Linked DNA regions of Homo sapiens: region 1 is linked to region 2. A link is an interaction called in ENCODE POLR2A ChIA-PET data of the cell type or tissue named here. Cell type or tissue: Panc1. All regions are shown on one strand. Links, peaks and the distances in the headings refer to the core of each region. The heading gives the core; the rest is flanking DNA.

Region 1 (4,397 bases), core at 298-4,297, 180 kb before region 2:
GGGTAAGAGTGTGGGGGCTTTAACTGTACCTATAATGTTTTTTGTTTTTTGTTTTTTTAAGCTGGGTGGCTAGTTCTTCGGTGTTTATTAAATATATTCTTCATAGTTTTTGTTTTCTTAAAAATACTTCATAATTTAAAACTAAAAATGGCATCTGCCTCACAACCCCTAACAAGGCCTTTCCCAGTTTCCCATTAACATAAAGATGCGAAGGCAAATAAAAAGACAATATTTGAAATAGCGTTTGTATTAGTTTACTAGGGTTGTCATAACAAAATACCATAGATCAGGTGGCTTCAACAGCAGAAATTTATTTTCTCATAAATCCAGAGGCTAAAAGTTCGAGATCAAGGTGCTGGCAGGGTTGGCTTCCTATAAGGCCTCTCCCCTTGGCTTATAGATGGCCAGCTTCTCGCTGTGTCCACACACAGTTTTTCCTCTGTGCGCATCTGTGTCTTAATCTCCTCTTCTTATAAGAACACCAGTCGGATTGGATTAAGGCCCACCTATATGACCTCACTGAACCTTTTTTTTTTTTACTTAAAAAAATTTTAATTCTTTTAGGTACACAATGTTATATATTTGTGTATGTGAGATGTTTTGATACTGGCATGTAATGTGAAATAAGCACATCATGGAGAATAGGGATTCATCCCCTAGAGGTAATTAAGGTTCAGTTAGTATGAATATAGTCAATACTAACTGAACCTTAATTACCTCTTAAAAGTCCTATCTATCTCCAAATACAAACAGTCCCCAATTTACAATAGTCAAAACTTAAAATTTTACTGTGGTGCAAAAGCAATACCCATTCAGTAGAAACTGTACTTTGGGTACCCATACAACCGAAAAAAGTGAAAGGTTTTTCACTTTTAGTACAGTATTCAATAAATCACTTGAGACAGTCAACACTTTATTATAAAATAGACTGGATGATGTTTTTGTCCAACTATAGGCTACCATAAGTATTCTGAGCACGTTTAAAGTAAGCTAGGCTAAGTTATGATGTTCAGTAAGTTAGGTGCATTAGGAGTATTAAATGCATTTTTGATTTAATGATATTTTCAACTTACGATGGGTTTGTTAGGACATAACCCTATCATAAGTTGGGGAGCATCCGCACAGTCACACTCTGAGGTTCTGGGAGTTAGGACTTCAACATATGAATTTTGGGGGGACACAATTCGGCCCATAACAATACTGAAATCTAAGTTCAATGGACAACAGATTCCTAAAAGCTGGAAGAAAATGCCTCATTATAAGAATAGTGGAATCCTTTTGAGAATAAACAACCACTAACTTGCCTATGTTTCATATCAGGTGTAGCACTGCCCCACCCACCCCCCGCAAAGGTAGTGGGGAGATAAATCACCTCTCCTTTGTCTAATCTTACCTGAGAACCAAGGTCCAGCCATAGTATCAATTGAGAATGCCAAACATTTTCTAATTTTCTTTTGTTGCCTGAAATAGGTAATAATCTGTCTCTGAGGCTTCAAGATAATGATCTTTTCCCCTAATTGTGCAATATTTTTCTTATAAGCCTTCTGTTGGTATTTTTCTGGGTTTTTTTCATTGTCATAAAAAGACAAATCTTTTCAGTAAGAAATAGAATCTTATTCTCCCCTCCATCCCCCATCTCCTCCCACTCGCCCCTGCCACCCACCAGCCTCCACCAAAGTACAGCCCATTCTGAGACTATGAGCACATGAAAAACTCCATTTCCCAGGAAGCACTGTACTTTGCAAGGACTACACCTCCCAGGATGCAATGCATCTCAGCCGGTCTTCTCAAATGCCTGCACCAGTTTTGTTTTGTTTTGTTTTGTTTTTCAGTTACATTTTCTAAATGGATGTAAGGCAGAACTATCTTCTGCAATGGAATAAAAGTAAGCTTGTTTTTGGATTTATTGCCTTCAGCCCTAAATGCCGGAACACAGTGGAACATTGCTTACAGAATTTTGAGACAGAAAAAAATAAACAAAACCCTTGAATTTATACCCAGCCAAGTGTTATTTGACGGGAGGAAAGCAACAGAAAGAACCTTCCATCATAGAGCAGTTTATTGGTCTTTACTAATTAAACAAAAGCATAACTTGGCTTTTTCAATATACATTTCAAAGATGCAAGAAAAATCATTATTCGAGGATGTTGTTTTCAAATCGATTGGGCAGCGAGGAACAGAGCTTTTCTCTACAGTCCCTTGCCCAAATGTTCTTTTTCTGCTTCTGATGCTGTTAATTTTCCAGCATCAGAAATGCTTCTTGGATCACATCCTTAACTTACTGTTCTAAATACTTGACTTCTTCGATGAACATTTAAAACAACAAATAATGCTGTTCTGTGCCAGCATTTACTAACAATGGCCAGACTTTTCACAGGGCTGATACAAAAAGTGCTCTTTTAGCCCTCCACAATAGCAGAACTGCTGAAACCAACATAAAGGCCATTTTCATTGTCAAGCTTCTTGGTTATTGATTTTTTTTCTGCATCTTTGAAATGTACGTTGAGAAATCTAACTATGGTTTTAAATAATTAGCAAAGATCAATAAACTGCCCTATGATATATTTCATTTGACACAAATCCCCACCTCTTATCATCTTCCAAGACTGGAGAATATTTCTGTCTAAATATGTTTTTTAAACATTATATGCAATGATATTTGTCAGATTTATGTTGCAAAGAACAAAATCCACTCTAGCTAGTTTAGCTGAAGCTAGTTTATTACAAGTTTGAAATGGGTTATTGGACTGTTAGGAAGGCTGAGGAAAGAGCCTCTAGGTTAGATTTCAAGAATGGCTCCCAAAGTCACAAAATTCAGCCACCCACGGAGCTTCTTTTGTCATTTGGAAGCTGCTTGCCAAATAGGAAAGCTGCCACCTCCTGAACCTTACCAACATCATCCCAATCAAGAAGGCTGCTATAATCTGTACCAGCAAAACAGGTCCCCTCTCCACACTCCAACTCCACAGTTCAACGGCTGTTGAGACGTCCACTGGTGTCATAGCAGAAAAACCAAGTTCCTACCTGTTTCTGCTTACTAAGAAAATCAAGCAGCTACAGTCTCTGCCTCCCTTCCACCTTCCAAATCATTCATGAGTGCATCTAATTCATCTACTTTTTGGAAACTAAATTATACTCAGAACCTCAGACAAAAGGAATTCTGGGAAATGTACAGGAATGCATACCAGACAAATGTTGGGAAAGACATGGAGCACCAGTCCATCATCTTCATACCACTACCAACCTAATCATATTCTTAAATGTATAGGAAAAGAGGCAAAGGACACGCCATAATACTCATGGTCCATTAGAAGCATCTGGGGAGCTTGTTGTAACTGAGGATAAGAGTTACAATAATAATATTAATCATCATCATCACTAACATTTGATTCCACACTATGTGCCAACCAATATTCTATGTGCTGTATGAGCATTATGCCATTTAATCCTTATAACAGCCCTGAGGTGTGTACTCTTTTTATCCTTAATTTACACCTGAGAGGACTGCAGCATAAAGAGGTGAATTAATTTGCTCAAGGACACATACTGTTAAGTGATGGAATCAAGATTCTAACCCAGACAGTCTGACCCCAGAGACTGCCCCTCTGCTGGATTTAATGCAGTCGGTCTGAGGTGGGGTCCAGGAGACTGCTTTTTAATAAGCTCTCTAGGGCGACTCTCATGGACATCCAAGTTTATCTCCAGTACCTTCCAATCTTAGGCAATCATCGTGTATTAGTTTTATAATCATGAAAATGCTCTAAAAATGACAACACCTATAATTCTGCATATGCCATGTGATCATTGCCACATAAGTAACATACACACTGCAAAAGGGCTGGAAGTAAATATACCAAAGGGCTAGCAGAGATTCTCTTTGTATAGTGGGACTGAGAGTGATATTTTGCTGTCTTCTACTGTCTGTATTTTTCAAATGTTTACGATGAGCATGACTTTTATTCTATGTCTGCATGCGCTCAAGTTTCATCTATTAGTCTACAAGTGGTTGATGTTGGCACCCAAGCGTTAAAGATGTCATCTTTTTACTTGTATTTCCTTTCTGTTTCCTTTCCCGCCACTATGCAATTTTATCACATAAAATTAAAAACCAGGATGCTAACTGAAAATTTCCGAGTCCACTGGCCAGGCTAAGACAAGAAAAACAAATTTTACCAGATAAATTCAAGCGTTTGTTTTTATGTTTTACATGAGAGACTATGAAACAGTGATTTGAGGTGCCAGTTCTGAACATGTACATCAATACCTGTTGATCACACTTTATCTTTCCGCATTCCCTCTTTTTCCTGTCTACCTCCACTCCTTCTTGTCTGTAAGTCTAAAAGGGCCCTCGCCGTGCTAGGAGCTCGGCAGCCTTCTCAGAAGCACAGTCGACAGAG
Region 2 (4,397 bases), core at 98-4,097:
AGCTACTCGGGAGGCTGAGGCAGGAGAATGGCGTGAACCCGGGAGGCAGAGCTTGCAGTGAGTGGAGAGCGCACCACTACACTCCAGCCTGGGCGACAGAGCAAGACTCCGTCTCAAAAAAAATAAAACACAAACAAAAAAAACTACCATTTGAAAAAAACAAAAACAAAAACAAAAAACTGTGTAAGTGAAAGACTCCTAAACCCAATCCATCTCTTTCTTCATTTAACTGAGATTGTGTATATGGAGTAACAAAATTCCAAGTCAACACAATGGCATGGCATCTTAGAGCCTATTGAAAAAGGATTTGAACTCTAGAGTGCACACAAACACGGGGCAGGGCAAGGAGATGATAAAGGAGAATCCCCTCAGCTTCATTCCTGGGCCTCAGACTAAATATTGCAAAGTAAGAAAGGATAGGCCAGGCACGGTGGCTGAAGCCTGTAATCCCAGCACTTTGGGAGGCCGAGGCCAGGTAGATTACTTGAGGTCAGAAGTTTGCGACCAGCCTGACCAACATGGTGAAACCCCGTCTCTACTAAAAATACAAAATTAGCCGGGTGTGGTGGTCCATGACTGTAGTCCCAGCTACTTGGGAGGCTGAGGCAGGAGAATCACTTGAACCCAGGAGGCGGAGGTTGCAGTGAGCCGAGATCACACCATTGCACTCCAGCCTGAGCAACAAGAGTGAAACTCCATCTCAAAAAAAAAAAAAAGAAAAGAAAGGATATAGGAAAACATTGGGGATTTGATTGGAGAGAAGTTTTTGTAGGAGCAAAGGATGTCCTCTTTTCCAATCATTAAAAGCATTCCTTATTTTCCCTTTTTAACCTGTGCTTCCAATTCTACCTCTTACCCAGGAATCTGCTTCTAGCTTCTTTTCCACAAGTGGGAACCTGATCTGGGAAGAGGCCTTCTGGAGAAATCTCACTTGTCCTGGTTGGAAAAAGCCCTGGGAAGACTCAAGCACAGTCCCTGGTCTGGTCTGTGTACCTGAGCACATGGCTACTGAGCTCTCCTAAGTCCTGGGGTATAGGTTCTCTAGAGCTGGCACTAAAAGTCGGGTTCCAGGATAAGTCAGCCATTCTTTCCAGAGCTTCCCTCAATCAGCTGGAATGGAGACACACTTCCTCCAGACAGATGGACCAGTAGGGCAGAGTGGGAGCACTGAGATGGCACTGTCCTCTCCATAATGTCCAGGACAATGACCAACCCTGGATGGGAGCCTCTTTGTACTCTGGCTGCTTTTGTCTCGGTGGCTTTCTTTTTTTTTTTTTTTTTTTTTTGAGACGGAGTTTCGCTCTTGTTGCCCAGGCTGGAGTGCAATAGCGCCATCTTGGCTCACCGCAACCTCTGTCTCCTGGGTTCAAGCAATTCTCCTGCCTCAGCCTCCGGAGTAGCTGAGATTACAGGCATGCACCACCACACCTGGCTAATTTTGTATTTTTTAGTAGAGACGGGGTTTCTTCGTGTTGTTTCAGGCTGGCCTCTAACTCCTGACCTCAGGTGATCCGCCCGCCTCGGCCTCCCAAAGTGCTGGGATTACAGGCGTGAGCCACTGTGCCCGGCCCCTATGGCTTTCTAGGAGTGCTGGGATGGCTAAGCAATGCCACGTAGCTGAGGCAAAGGAAGGCATTGGTTTCCCATGCTACCTCCTCTTTCTGCTGTCTTGCCATCCTTTTTTTTCATTTTTACTTCCAGATTTTCAGTCAAAGGAAAGATACGTTCATGCATTTAAGCACTTGGCCTCAAAATAAAAATCTAAGCTGAAAGCAAACTTCGAAGACTTGCTCTTCCATGAGTCATTTTCTAGCAGTATAGAAATTACAACTACAGCTCAAATTAAAAAAAAAAAATGCTCAGCATCTCATTGAGAAGCTCACCTCTCCTACAACTTTTGAAGAGTTGCAGATGAGTCAGGGTAAGGCGGGAAGCTGAAAACTCAAGTCGCTTTACTTTAGATTCTGTGATTTTTCATCCTTTAGCTAAAGCTACAATTACAGAGAAGGTTCTCAATCACCAGTATTCTGGAAGTGAGTCATCAGATGAACTGGGAATGAAGCTATTACTGAGTGTCTGCTCTTCAGAGACAGAGAGAAGTGGATTGAGGTGGAGTTTTTGCTGATTTATAAGCATTAAATCAGATGAGGATAATGGCAAATATGCCTAGCTTTCTTATAACACCATATGAACAGCAATCATTCTCCAATACCTTAGAGGAGTAGCTCACAACACGCAGGTAATATAAGCAGCAGGAAAGGAGGTTGAAAGTGACTTTCTGTCATCCCCGCATTAGTGGAACGGTAAGATGAATGTTGCGTCTTGAAATGCCTCGCATTTTTTTGCCTGCTATTATTAACCTTGCATGCTTCTAAGCAGCACGGGGTCCTGGAGAAAAAGGTTCTAACAAGTGGATATTTGAGGGCAGAGATTGCGATCAGAGGTAGGCTGAATTGTATTTGCTTCCTTTAACCTTCCTTTGTGCTTGCCATCCACTATGTTGATGCAGCTGCTCCTTCCAGTTAGAAAGACTTCACAAATGCAGCAGCGAAATGGAGCTGGGTTCAGCGCAATGTTAGATTCAAATAAGGTACCTCCATCGCTCCTCCAAGACAGTGGGAAAGTGCCCATCAGAGAAGTGTTGAAGGGCGTGTCCTCAAGGCCAACTACAAACATCATAAGGGGCTTTGTGTTTTACAGCATCTTCTCTCTCCTGGTATGGGTCCTCTACTCTGATTTTCCTTTTTATCAGGCTAAAGAGGATATATTTTATCACGATGGCTTTATATCCAATGTGTACAGGCCAACACAAATAAGGGTATTACAAGTTAAAGAACTGTACCTCAGGCACCATTTTATTAGAACTAGTGTTCACATCAAACAATACATCCTAAGTACTTTATATTAAGCGTGGACAAATCATTTGCCTGAGGATTAGATGTTGTGCCATTGAAATGTAATCCTGCTGTTGATTTTTTTCTTAACTGCCAAACCAAACATGGTCAAAGAAGTAACTCTAAAAGCTGCAACAGGAGCAATCTTATCCTACATTTCACGCATAGAATAAAAACTGGAGCTGAAACTAGTGTAACACGGCAATATAAATTGCAGTTTCACTCCACTGCACACTTCTCTGTGGTGTCTAATATATGTGACTAAGTTTGCTTTGATTATCAGAGTGTACCAATTACAGTGCATTCTCAAAGCATATAAAACAGATTATATACACTTAGCATTATAAAGAAAGCAGTGCCCAGTAGAAGTCTAGCAAGACCACCTGAATTCCCATCAATGTGGCACGTTCCCAAGTAATCCGCTTGGCCCTTCTTCTCAGCTATCCCATCCCTAAAGGCGAGAGAATGAGGGGGAAGTCCTAGTGCAAAGGACCACTGTGGCAGGTGATTTTACTCTCTCAGGGCAGGGCCGTATTCTTTAGGACACTGGAAAAATAATTTGCAAATAGTCATCAGAGATTTGTTACATTGTGGTTTCTGAGTTCTTATGCTATGGAATTTGTCTTATAATCAAAGACACTTTTTTAAAAAAGTCCAGATACGACATCCTATTGCAGTACATCCTTGCCTTATTCCAAATTCCATAAAGATTTGCCAGGTGAAGAGGACACATACATCAATGTAATATAGTGGTTAAGAATGGAGTCAGGGTCGGGTGCAGTAGCTCACACCTGTAATCCCAACACTTTCGGAGGCCAAGGCAGGTGGATCACGAGTCCAGGAATTCAAGACCAGCCTGTGCAATATGGTGAAACCCCATCTCTACCCCCAAAAATATACAAAAATTAACTGGATGTGGGGATGCATGCCTGTGGTCCCAGCTAGTTGGGAGGCTGAAATGGGAGGAGCGCTTGAACCCAGGAGGTCAAGGCTGCTATAAGCTACGATTGCACCACTGCACTCCAGCCAGGCAACAGAGCGAAACCCTGTCTCAAAAAAAAAAAAAAAAAGAAAAGAAAAGAAAAGAAAAGAAAAGAAAGAATGGAGCCAGACTTTCTGAGTTTGCATCTTTGTTCTGCCATCTGTGCTATTTAATCTTGAGTAATTTACTCAACCTCTCTGGGCCTCAGTTTCTTAGAAGATGGGAAGAAGAAGAAGAATATCTATCTCCTAGGTGTCTGTGAATATTGAATGAGTTCACCAATAGGAATTACTCTTAGCTTTTTTCCCTCACTCTTAACATTAACTCTAGTGCTGTATTCAGAAGGGAGAGTTCCCACTTCCTGTCTTCAGTTCTCTCTGTGACACCCAGACTGTTTTTCTATCACAGCAGAAATAAGCTGTGCAAGGAGAACTCTGATCAGAGGAGACAATACTTGAGCTGGCAGGAACTCTTCTCCGTACACACTTCTGTGACGTCGGTAAGGCTGGTTACCTTAAAGT

What was found. ChIA-PET counts read pairs that join two places held together with the same protein. Peaks named below come from ENCODE experiments on the same cell type or tissue, not always from the same donor. Only the 100,000 strongest peaks of a DNase experiment are listed, where the experiment ranks them.
Region 1: POLR2A ChIA-PET joins it to region 2 with 7 read pairs; 1 of 35 experiments calls an interaction of 5 or more read pairs at or near these places.

The regions. Positions count from the first base shown.
Region 1 is chr6:10,145,399-10,149,795 of GRCh38, forward strand. It overlaps the pseudogene OFCC1. Among named protein-coding and RNA genes, the nearest start is that of TFAP2A-AS2, 260 kb to the right of the region's middle. In Panc1, for the core only: no CTCF peak of the experiment used is centred there; a DNase peak (open chromatin) is centred at 1,804; H3K4me3 peaks cover 810 bases; H3K27ac peaks cover 1,392 bases.
Region 2 is chr6:10,321,203-10,325,599 of GRCh38, forward strand. It overlaps LOC105374920 (a long non-coding RNA gene), which reads right to left. Exons shown (of 3, transcript XR_926458.2): 3 at 4,008-4,397. Among named protein-coding and RNA genes, the nearest start is that of TFAP2A-AS2, 81 kb to the right of the region's middle. In Panc1, for the core only: no CTCF peak of the experiment used is centred there; no DNase peak of the experiment used is centred there; H3K27ac peaks cover 734 bases.